Regions from separate parts of the Homo sapiens genome. Here region 1 is linked to region 2. A link is a contact called in ENCODE Hi-C or POLR2A ChIA-PET data. All regions are on one chromosome and are shown on one strand. Each heading gives the region's core, a stretch centred on a gene start or an enhancer-like site at or near the end of the contact. The rest is flanking DNA. Distances are from core to core; before and after follow the strand shown.

Region 1 (5,093 bases), core at 589-3,088, 140 kb before region 2:
TTCAGGAATGTCAGAAATCTATACAGTGACCATGATGGTGGTTACACTATTGGACACATTTGTTAAAATTCATCAAATTGAACACATAAAATTGGTGATTTTTATAATACCTAAATTTATTCCTCAATAAAGCTGATTAACATTTATAGATTTTTAGCAGAAAAAAGCAAGTTGTAGAATGTATGTGCTTTTTGAATTTAAAAAACCCTATATTTGCATATATTTTAATGTCTAGAACTATAAAAATAGGGAAAAGAGGAAAGGGATGGGATGTAGGGGATGGTCAAATGGAACATGATCTTTAATTTCAGTATTTCAATTGTTAAGAAAAATTTATTTGTACCCTCACTACTTGCACAATTAAAATTATTTAAATTTAATATAGGGGGTAGCTGATGTTATGGTTTTTCCATGTAATCTTGGCGGATATGAGAGATATCAGCCGAGATTTTAAGCTGGCCTGTCTATCCCATTAGCAGATGGACTCCTTGACCGCGGGGACTGACAAGTTCTCAGAGAGCACGTCTGGTGGATGGTGAAACTCCCAGGGTTTAGTCCCACCTGTACTGGTGCCCCCTGGTGGTGATGACGCGCAACTGCCGCCTCTTCCCGACGGCGACAAGCAGCTCCCGGTCTCAGGATGGCGCCAGGCATGCGCAGGCTGAAGGGTGCCCAGACCTGGGGCCGGGGGCTTGGAGCTGGTGGATGGGCCTTGGGGATCAGCAGTTTCTGGATATTTGGCCCAAATCTCCCTTGCTGGGGGACCTGGAAGCGACTCCTTTGGCTGGGGTGTAGTCCCTCTCCTGCGCCCCACGCTGTCCTTCCTTCAGGCGCAGGCAGCAGTCCTGCAGAGACACAGGGGCCTGGGACTTCAGAACGGATCCCCGCAGACAGGAGCCGCCAGCCCCAGCCCTCACTTAGCTGTGGCTCTGCAGGGCTGCAGGGGCTTGGCGGCCTGGAGCCATCTGCCGCTCTCACGTGATCCCCTGAGAGACCCAGCTCTAAACAGGGCTGCAGTCAGGACTGCCAGGGCTAGGCTCTGGCCAGGGTCAGGTGCAGGACAAGGACCAGGGATGAGAGTCCTGGGGACACCCTTAATAATGACACTTAGATGCTTTAGGTTTTTAAGACTTTTAAGTCAAGAGCCAGGCACAGTGGCTCACGCCTGTAATCCCAGAGACTCAGGAAGCTGAGGTGGGAGGATCACTTGAGGCCAGGAGTTCGAGACCAGCCTGGGCAACACAGCGGACCTCGTCTCTAAAAAAAATTAATTAATTAAAAATAAAAGAAAAAAAGACTTTTAAGTCAACTTTGCAGTTCCAAAGTGAATTTGCTGCTGAACAGAAATGATGAAACTGAGGAAGGGAATCCCTTATCCCCCACTGGGGCAGAGGCACCATCCTTAAGGGCCTGCCTAGCCCCACTCCCCCACAGGCCGTGGCTCCTTCCTCAGATGCCTCTGTCTCCTTCTCCCAGCAGCAGACTCAACCCCTGCAGTCATTTAGGAATGTCCAAAAGTGTCCTATCCAGGGATCATGATGATTGTCACCCTATGGTCCACGTTTGTTAAAAATCACCAAAGTGTACACATAAACTTGCTGAATTTTGTTGTGTGTAAATTATTCCTCAATAAAGCTGATTAAAATATAAAGATTTTTAGTAGAAAAAGCAAGTGGCAGAATGTGGAGGATTTTTTCCATTAAAAAAAACTATATTTGTGTATATGAGAGTTTTTTAATGTCTGGAAGTTTCCACATCAAAATCATTAAAAATAGGGAAAAATGGGGGGAAAGCAGGCAAAAGAGGTAGCACCTGTTAGGGGGAGGGGTGAGGGCGAGGTGTGGGCAGGCAGGGGTGTGGAAGAAACACTGGCCTTCAGCCAGACAATGTGAGAACAATGTGACACTTTGTTTTCCTCCAACCGAAGACGGTGGTTTGATTTGTGCATGGATAACTCATTTCTTTATAAACTTTAAACTTCACTGCAGACTTTGCCCTGTTTCTCCTAGAGCAGGCTTTCTCTATCCAGCCCTGTGAGGGGAGTGGGGCTAGAGAGGTGAGATATATACACCTGTGAGATACACAGACCCACCTGTTCCTCGCATGTGCCCAGCATGGAGAATTGGCCTCATTTTGCAAAAGGAGAAAGTGAAGTACCCAGGGTCTCACAGGAAATTGTTCTCTGAGCTGGGACTTGGACTCAGGCCCCTAGGTTCCCAGCCTTGGGTGCTGTCTGCAGCCCAAGTTGCATGCTGTAACTCCCCTCGAAGCTTTGGTTCAAAATTTCAATGTGCCTATTTTGGTTTGAAGTGGTTATTACACACTAACTCAAGGCACAGAGGAAGCAGAGCCCCCAGAGCATGGTGGGAGCATCCTGGGGAAAGGTGCCTCCCAGGCCCCAGCTACACCCCACACATGCACTGTCCCACCTGGCCCCACTCCCCAGGCATTCCAGATGAGGCAAAGCACCACCTCCAGGCCAGGGAGGGACTGGGACACCACAGACATTCCAGAGAAAGGACCACTTCACCCACTCTCCTTACAGGTGGGGAGACTGAGGACAAGAGAGGGCAGGAGGCCCACCCAGGGTCACACAGCCAATTAGAAGCAAAGCAAGGACTCAGGCCCAGGTTGGTGCCCCTGGCCAGTCACTCCCTGCAGAGCAACATACAGATGGGAGAAGAGGCAGTGTCTAAAAATGTGGCCCCAGGTCTGGGTAGGGACAGAGCTAGACAGCTAGGGCTAGAGTGCTGAGGAAGGGGCCAGCTGGACTGCTGCAGGAGAGGAAGTTTGAGGGCCTGGAGGCTGGGGCAGACACAGTGGGCTTTGTGCTCTCCCTGTGGTCAGGAGTGGGAAACAGTGGCCGGGAAGAAATCAAGGGTGGTGAGTTCCCCAAAACAATGAACCACTGCCACAGGCACAGCATTGATGCATCTCCCAGAAACTGAAGATTGAGTGGACAGCCCAGAGGCTACCTACAGTATGCTCCCATTTTTATAAAGCTCAAAAATCAAGGAACAAATTATTGATTAGGTGTACAGGCATGAATACAAATGTTTTCTTTTTAAGCAAAGGAATGACAAACACAAAATTCAGGATAGTAGACACCTTTAGGGGATGCTAGGGGAGTGGGAGAGACGTACAAGCTAGATGCAAATTTTGGAAATGTTCCAGTTCCTGAATTGAGTGTTGGGATCATGAGTGTTTATTATGTTATTAAACATTATAATTTACATCTCCAATAATTCATACTTATTTAGCGCTTACTATGGGCCAGGCCCTTTAATAATCACTTTATGTATATTAGCTCATTTAATCTTCACACCAACCTCATGAAGTGGGTCATTTTCCAGATGAGGAAACTGAGGCACCAGTGATTTGTTGGAGTTCACACGCCTGATATCTGGCCCCAGATTCTGACCCAGGCAACCTGATTCCAGAGCCCTTGGTCTAAACCATTCTACTAAGTTCCATGTATTATTGTATAAGTAACAAACGTTTTATTATTTTAATCAAATAAAAAATTTAAAGTGTACTGGGAGAGGCAGGAAAGGAGGTAACCACCGTATCACAGGCAAGAGGGGCAGGGCCTGAGATGGAGAGAAAATCCCCCACCAACCCTCCCCTTCCCCAGGTTAAATTCCTCCCCTCCCTCACCCTCCCCTCCAACTGCCCAGCCTCTACCCTTTCTTCAAGGCTCCTCTCCCCGCAATAACCTCCCTCTTTTCTGACCCCTCTTCTCTGAGCACCGAGGGCTGATGATCCTGTGCTTTTGTTTACAAACCTGGGTGGCTTGGTGATGTGTACTGGTGTGGTCAAGATAAGCTGGACTCAGCATGGAAGACTTCATGGAGGAAGCAGCCCTGGTACCCTCTGGGAGGACCTGGAGGGCTAGACCAGAGCTCCGGCCCCTGGTGCCCCCTTCAGAGATGCTGAGCCTGGGGCTGGACACAGGGGATGCTAGAGTCAGCTCTGATCAGAGGAGGGGGCTGCCCCCAGGGTGATGGGGGGTGGTGAGTACCAGGAGCAGATGTACGTCTCCTGAGGCCTTCTCCTGGCCTCTCCCTGCAGCTCAACCGTCACCCTTCCCACCCAATCCATCCCTGCCCCACCCAGCTCCCTTATTTATAAACCATATGTCCCTGTGTCCCTGCCTGCCCCTACTGTTTGTCCAAAGCTTCAGCTGCTTCCCCTGATAACCCTAGGACAAGAGGTCCTGGAGAACTGGGAAGGGCCCAAGGGCAAGAGTAGTTCAGGGATGCTCCCCCGACCCCTGCTCAGGAACCTTCAATGGCTCCCCATAGACACTCCACGATCTGATGCACAGAACATGCTCAAAAATCAGTAGCTATCCCATGTAAAATTTTAATTTCAGTTTTTGCCCACAGGAGCTATTCCAGACTGCTTGGCCAAAGGCCTCAAAATCTACTGAGGAAATTCAGGTCCAGGGAGGGGAAGTGACTTGCTCTTGCTCACATAGCAAGGCCATCGGGCCCTCTCTACTCCACCGCCCTGCCTTTCTGCCCAACCATTATAGACAAAGGCAAAGAACTTAGTCCCAGACCTTTCCAGCTGTGTGACTTTGGGTGCTTGCCTAACCTCTCTGATTTAGAGTTTCTTCATCTATAAAATGCAAACATTGTCTGTTTTCTTCAATACCCAGCACCCAGAATGGTGCTTGACAAATAGTAAGAGCTTGATAAATATTTCTTGGATGAATGAATGAGTAATCCCTAACTCTCAGCTCATTTGTGAGTATCAAGCCAAGCAGTAAACATGAAATGCAGTTCCTGCGCGGTGCCAAATACACGGCAGGGACTTTGCAAACGGTGCTCCTTTTGCCCCCTCGCTGACCACGCTGAGGATTCTAGCCTCCCCTCTGACCCAAGTCAGGGACCCCTGATCTCCAAAGCCCAGACTCTATCCTGAAATCACAGGCACCCAGAGCTCTGAGTCTCATGAGTTTGCTCAGCTCCCCCAGGCCAGCCTCCTCCCCAGCAGCTCCTCTGGCCTCTGCTCCTACACCACAGGCCTTCCACTAGGCACCTGGGGAACCAGTGCCCCTGGCCTGGCCAGAATGCCCAGCCTACAAG
Region 2 (5,242 bases), core at 2,070-4,569:
GGCAGATCATCTTTGTGATTTGAGGAACTCTGCCCAATATGCCCCTAACATAACTCAGCATCAGGGGCCATCTTTCCAAAATGGAGACACCACCTCTGACAGTCACAGCAGAATTCCATCCCTCAGCCACCATTTGAGAAAACCAGCCCAAGAGTCATGAGGGAAGGCATACACCCAGTACTCCAGCAGGACTGAATGGGATTTGGCAAGGGAAAGACTTTGGCTCTCTCTATGTCAGGCCCCAAGGCATCCAGCCTATCACAGGGTAGGAACAAGGACGCCCATCTTTTCCCTAAATAAATGCCATGATCCTTAGGTGGAGCTATGAGCTTAGGTTTTCTCCATGACCCACCATAAGTGTACATTATCCAAAAATGTCTGCAAATGCAGCAAAACCCAATGCAGGCCGTAGAAAAACACGCTGGGGAAGAACAAGAGAGCTGCTTCAGTCTTTAGGAATGAGACCCCAGGGATACCAGCAAACTTTCCCCCCTACCCCAAAAACAAAACCTCAGGCTTAGAGCAAGGCACAGAAGAGTGATGAATATGTTCCAGGCACAGTAATAAGGCCTGAAGAATAAGACTGCCCCCTGCCACACAAAACTGGGTTATTCAAACCCACTCAGCCTTCAAGGCTCAGCTTAGCCCTGCTTCATCCAGAAAACCCCCTCCCTCTCCTCTAAGCTCCTACGGCATCTCAATTAGCACCATCCATCTGACCCTGAAACAGATCTGCCTGCTATTTTTAGTTGACTTTTTCTGTGTGCTAAGTCACTAATTCTGCTCTTCTATGAACTTCTTAAGTTAAGGAAAGACCTCATACTTCATTCTCCCCTTCCAAATTCCAAGCAAAGTCAAGAATCCATCTCAATTCTTATTTATTGGAATAATTCTGAGCAAAACTCAAAAAGGTAGGGACACAGACAAGTCACCCCTATACTCAGGCAGCTGACAGTCCAGCAGGAGGAACAAAGTAGCCTGTCAACTCTCTCCAGCGTGACATGTGCCATGAGAGGTCTGAGAAACAGATCATGTCCAAGTATAGGTACAGTGAAGAGATCAGGAAAGGCTTCTTGAAGAAGGCAACATTCCAGACGACTTAAAGATGGGGCATCACAGTTGGGACAGTGAGTTGGCTGGTTTGATTGGGTGGGTTGGTTAGTTGGTTGGATGGAATGGATGTTTGGATAGTTTGTTGGTTGACTAGATGGTTGGTTGGCCGGGTTGGTTAGGTTGGTTGGTTGGGTGGGTTGGTTGGTTGGGTGGGTGAGATGATTGGATGGGTGGAATGGTTTGTTGGATGAATGGATGGTTGGATGGTTGGTTGGGTTGGTTGGTTGGTTTGGTTGGTCGGTTGGGATGGTTGGTTGGTTGGGTGGTCAGATGGCTGGTTAGTTGTTTAGTTGGCTAGATATATGGTTGGGTGATCAGGCAGTCATGTAACTAGTTTTGTATGAACAAAAAAATTACTGAGTAAATTAATGAATGCCAACAGGCAAACTAAAGTTCAAATTGTTTCAATTATATGAAAGACTTACCACTTTTAAGTTTCACGATACTATCACAGACAGATTAGCATAACTTTCCCTTCCATTCTCCTTGCTAAGTGCACTCTCTCATTTGCTTGGCACTTATTATTGCCAGGTACAGAGACATGGCTGAGTAAAGACAGAGAAATAAGGCCCCATTCCAGGCCTCAAAAAGTTCATGAATATAAATATGAGTTATCAAATCATTGTTCTATACTGAGGGTTGTCCAAGATACTGAAGGAACAAAAGAAAGCAGCCAAACTCTGCTAACCAGGATAGGATTAGGGTGAGATAATCAAGAAGCCTAAGGTGCAAAATTTTAAGAGACCTTCCCTCTCAGGTTAATGCAGGTGTCCAGCCTGCAGCTGAACAACTGTGAGAGTGAGTAGCTCCTTACATTTTGCATCCTAGATGCTTCACCTCACTCAGCCTTGTTCTGGTCCTACTAACCTCTATGTGGGCCTTTATATGGGATTCTGGTAGCCAGGAACTGCTGGAACATAGCTAACAGAGCAGCACAAAAGCATCTTGGAGTGAGAAAAAAAGGAATACAGGAAAGATTCTCCATAATACCACTCCTGCTCTCTCACACTCATCTCCCAAATATTATCTCAGAGCCCAACAACTTCCTTCCATCTAACAGCTGCTACTTCTCCTGCATGGAACATCTTCCCAGCCTGTATCCCAGGACTCAGAACCTAGGATGGAGCTGGCAAGGGCCCAGGTGTGGTCCAAGGGAGATCTCAGAGCTGCCATGCTGATGTCCACAGATGGACAATACAAGATCACTCATCTTCCCTTCCAGGGGGATGTGTGGCCACTCTCTCACTTCTTTAGCCGCACTTTCTGGATCTCAAAGGAAATCTGAGTCAAGGGAAATCTCTTTCCTCTGCAGACGCATCAGATCAGAGACTTGGAAACCATGGAACTGAAGGTACCTTGGGGTTATAATAACCACACAAGGTTTAGGGGTCATCAACCCCATTTTTGGAGGGCTCAGAGTGGCCTGTAACATGCACTGGAGCTGTTTCTCATGTTTAATCTCCTGTGCCTACTTTCAGGAGGCCAGCAATCAGAAGGAGAAATGGCATTCCACTGTGGACTGGGGGCACATGTATAGGGTAAAATGTGATCAACAGGCTGAGAAGTGGGGAGAAGTGGCTGAGCATCGGGCATCAATGGCAGGTGTGGAGGACAGCTGTATCCACCACAGAAGAGAGGTCCCCAGAACAGGTTAAGAAGGTGAGGCTGAACCAGTGCAAGAGCCCAAGCAGGCCACTATCCACACAGGATGACCGGCATGCTGGAAAGGAAATAGGTATTGTGTGTCTCAAGAGTCAGATTTTGAACCTTAATAGTCTGATGTGAAGTCCAAATAATGCATAAAGACAAATTAAAATGAAAATTCTCCCCATTACTCATCCCATGAGGTGCAGATGTTTTCAGAGCTGGGATGCTCAGAAGCAGGGAACAGTCAATGAACCGCAAATGCCACATCCTCTGTAAGCCTCCTCCAAGTCCCGGCTGGCACAATTCATTCCCCCTCAGGACACAGAGAGGCATCTGTGCGCCCGTGGCTTTCACTCCAGATCTGGGGGCCTCCAGAGGCTCTAGAGGACCTGGGAGAGTTTGGGATGCACTTGTCTCTCTCCCCCTGGACTGCTTAAGAAAGGTCTGGTAGGGCCTGGTGAATGTCCCCTGAATTAAATTATGCAACAAGGGCAACGAGACTAAATCGCTGGGGTTGGGAGGATTGATGAAGATCTGCTGCCATCTACTGTCCATTCTTCTGCAAAACCTGAAAAACTGCCAGGCATCCCCAGTGTCAGAGGAGTGTTTCAATGCAAAGGCAGAAACACTGAGGCTTTGGGCCCTTGGCTGTATCAAGGCTGCAGAGACCCACAGCAGAACAAGGCAGGTTAATCTTCCCCTGGATCTGTGAATTAAAAGTACAGCCATTCCTTCTCCAATGTTACTGGTTTACCAGGAAGTCTTTTGCATTAAACACTGCCTCTCCAAGCCCAGGGCCCTCCTGCCCCCTCAATAGCGTCCCTTAACTGCTCCCTGAACTTCCACTCCTTTGTGAGGGCCACAATTTAGCACCCAATTACACAGGGCATCCCAGTGCACCCTGGGCTTCTGGAGGCAGGGAACCATATCATGCACTGGCATCCCCAGTGCCTACCTGGGCTATGACACCTCTGAACTCACTAAGACAAAAGGACGTGACCCAGCCACAAAGCCAGTAATGGGTAATATGATGCTCTTGCAGAGGGCTGCACATGTCATGATGGGAAAGGCTGTCTGAGCCTGGAAACAGTTTCGTTTCAGTCTCACCTTCTGGAGTCTGTATCCTAACCTGTAAAAGATCCCTGCTTGGCCCATCTCACCAGGGCATCCAATGCATCTAAGGTGATATCCAGGGACAGGCTTTGCAGTTTATCTTTACTGTAATACCTAGGGGTTGGGTGAATGCAGAAGGAGCCATGAGAACTGACATGGAGGCCACAGGTGTCCCACCCAGCTGCCTCAGACAGGTAAATACTTCCCAGCTGCTGTCAATGTCAGCTGCTAAGGGCTCACAGCTGCATCCTTTTCTGGAGAATCGTCCTTTGCCAAACTCATCTAGGAGGTTGCACACTGCCCGCCCCACTCCAGGATGGGCAGCCCACAGCCAATGACTAAGAGGGGCACAAAAAGCTCACTCCCTTGCCTTAAACATGGGACTAACTCTGAGTCAATTCATGCTCCACATCTCCCCAGGGGATCAGCCTGAGCCCTTAGCCCTCACACCTTTGCTGAGCTCCTTCCCCTGCCCAGTTCCACTTTCCTCACCCCACTTCCTCCTGAGAGCATGCCCCCAACAAATTACATGTACCGGAATCTGACTCAGGCTTGGCCCCTAGGGCATTGCTTCCCAAAGCTTGACACGCATGACATCACCTAAAAAGCTTGTTAAAACCCAGATTCCTGGGCTCCACCCCCAAACTTCTGACTCAGTGGGTCAGACAAGCTGTTTCTAAAAAGTTCCCAGATGATGCAGATGCTGCCAGTCCAGAGATCACAGTTTAAGAACCATTGTTCTTAGGAACCTAACCTGAGAAACCATTCAACAAGTAATAGGCAAAGGGGTTAGGGATGGTGGAATTTAACCTTGCCCTAGTCAGCCTGCCTTCAGCTCAAAATGCTGCAGCCAGGAACAGCCTGGAACAGGCCTCCAGTGACAGATGCTCATACTCAGGGCTGGGAGTGATTCCAGGTTGCTGTGTCCTAAATCCATTTACTATATACCCACAGGTGCTCAGAGGAGCCTATAGTCTAGGAAGGACTCCAAAGTCACAGGACCCTGGTTTACAGGCTCATTATTTACATAAGATGAGCCTTAGAGAGGTCAACTGAATCAAAGTAATTCAGAGATTACAAAAGAAGTCAGAAGTCTGGTCTAGGCATGTGTAGAGGGTAGAATTGGGGAGCCATTACAGAGCAGCCCATCCTACCCCTTCATTTACAGACAGGAGCACAGAGGCCCAGAGAGGCCTGGAGGTCTGCTCAGCAGACTGCAACCTGCAAGCACAAGACAAAGAAGTGCATGACATAAAGGCAAGATGGGGACTTGCTTTTACTGTCCTTAGACAGTAGCTGTGAGCAACCCTACTAACTTGGGCTCTAGTAATAGTCCTGGTGTGGAAGCCTCTTAAACAGCTTCAATAAA

Evidence for each region. A loop is a pair of places that touch in the nucleus more often than their neighbours do. ChIA-PET counts read pairs that join two places held with the same protein, here RNA polymerase II (POLR2A). Pooled maps may share reads with other maps.
Region 1: a map of endothelial cell of umbilical vein shows a loop between it and region 2 (8-fold over the local background). The contact joins two enhancer-like sites. A Hi-C loop is called at or near these places in 21 of 168 maps with a recorded cell type or tissue (Caco-2, Calu3, IMR-90 and 12 more), 22 of 37 single-sample maps with no recorded cell type and 31 of 50 pooled maps. POLR2A ChIA-PET finds 5 or more read pairs at or near these places in 2 of 52 experiments (AG04450 and Panc1).

The regions. Positions count from the first base shown.
Region 1 is chr7:30,934,421-30,939,513 of GRCh38, reverse strand. No RefSeq gene overlaps it. Among named protein-coding and RNA genes, the nearest start is that of AQP1, 25 kb to the right of the region's middle. RefSeq lists an enhancer at 463-612. Within about 2 kb of position 1,838, at least 2 of the 41 ENCODE cell types and tissues checked have a DNase peak (open chromatin) inside an H3K27ac peak, as active enhancers do.
Region 2 is chr7:30,798,953-30,804,194 of GRCh38, reverse strand. The region is part of intron 5 of MINDY4 (MINDY lysine 48 deubiquitinase 4); the gene reads right to left. All of the region lies in intron 7 of INMT-MINDY4 (INMT-MINDY4 readthrough (NMD candidate)), which reads right to left. Among named protein-coding and RNA genes, the nearest start is that of MINDY4, 30 kb to the right of the region's middle. RefSeq lists enhancers at 3,280-3,409, 4,276-4,395. Within about 2 kb of position 3,319, at least 8 of the 41 ENCODE cell types and tissues checked have a DNase peak (open chromatin) inside an H3K27ac peak, as active enhancers do.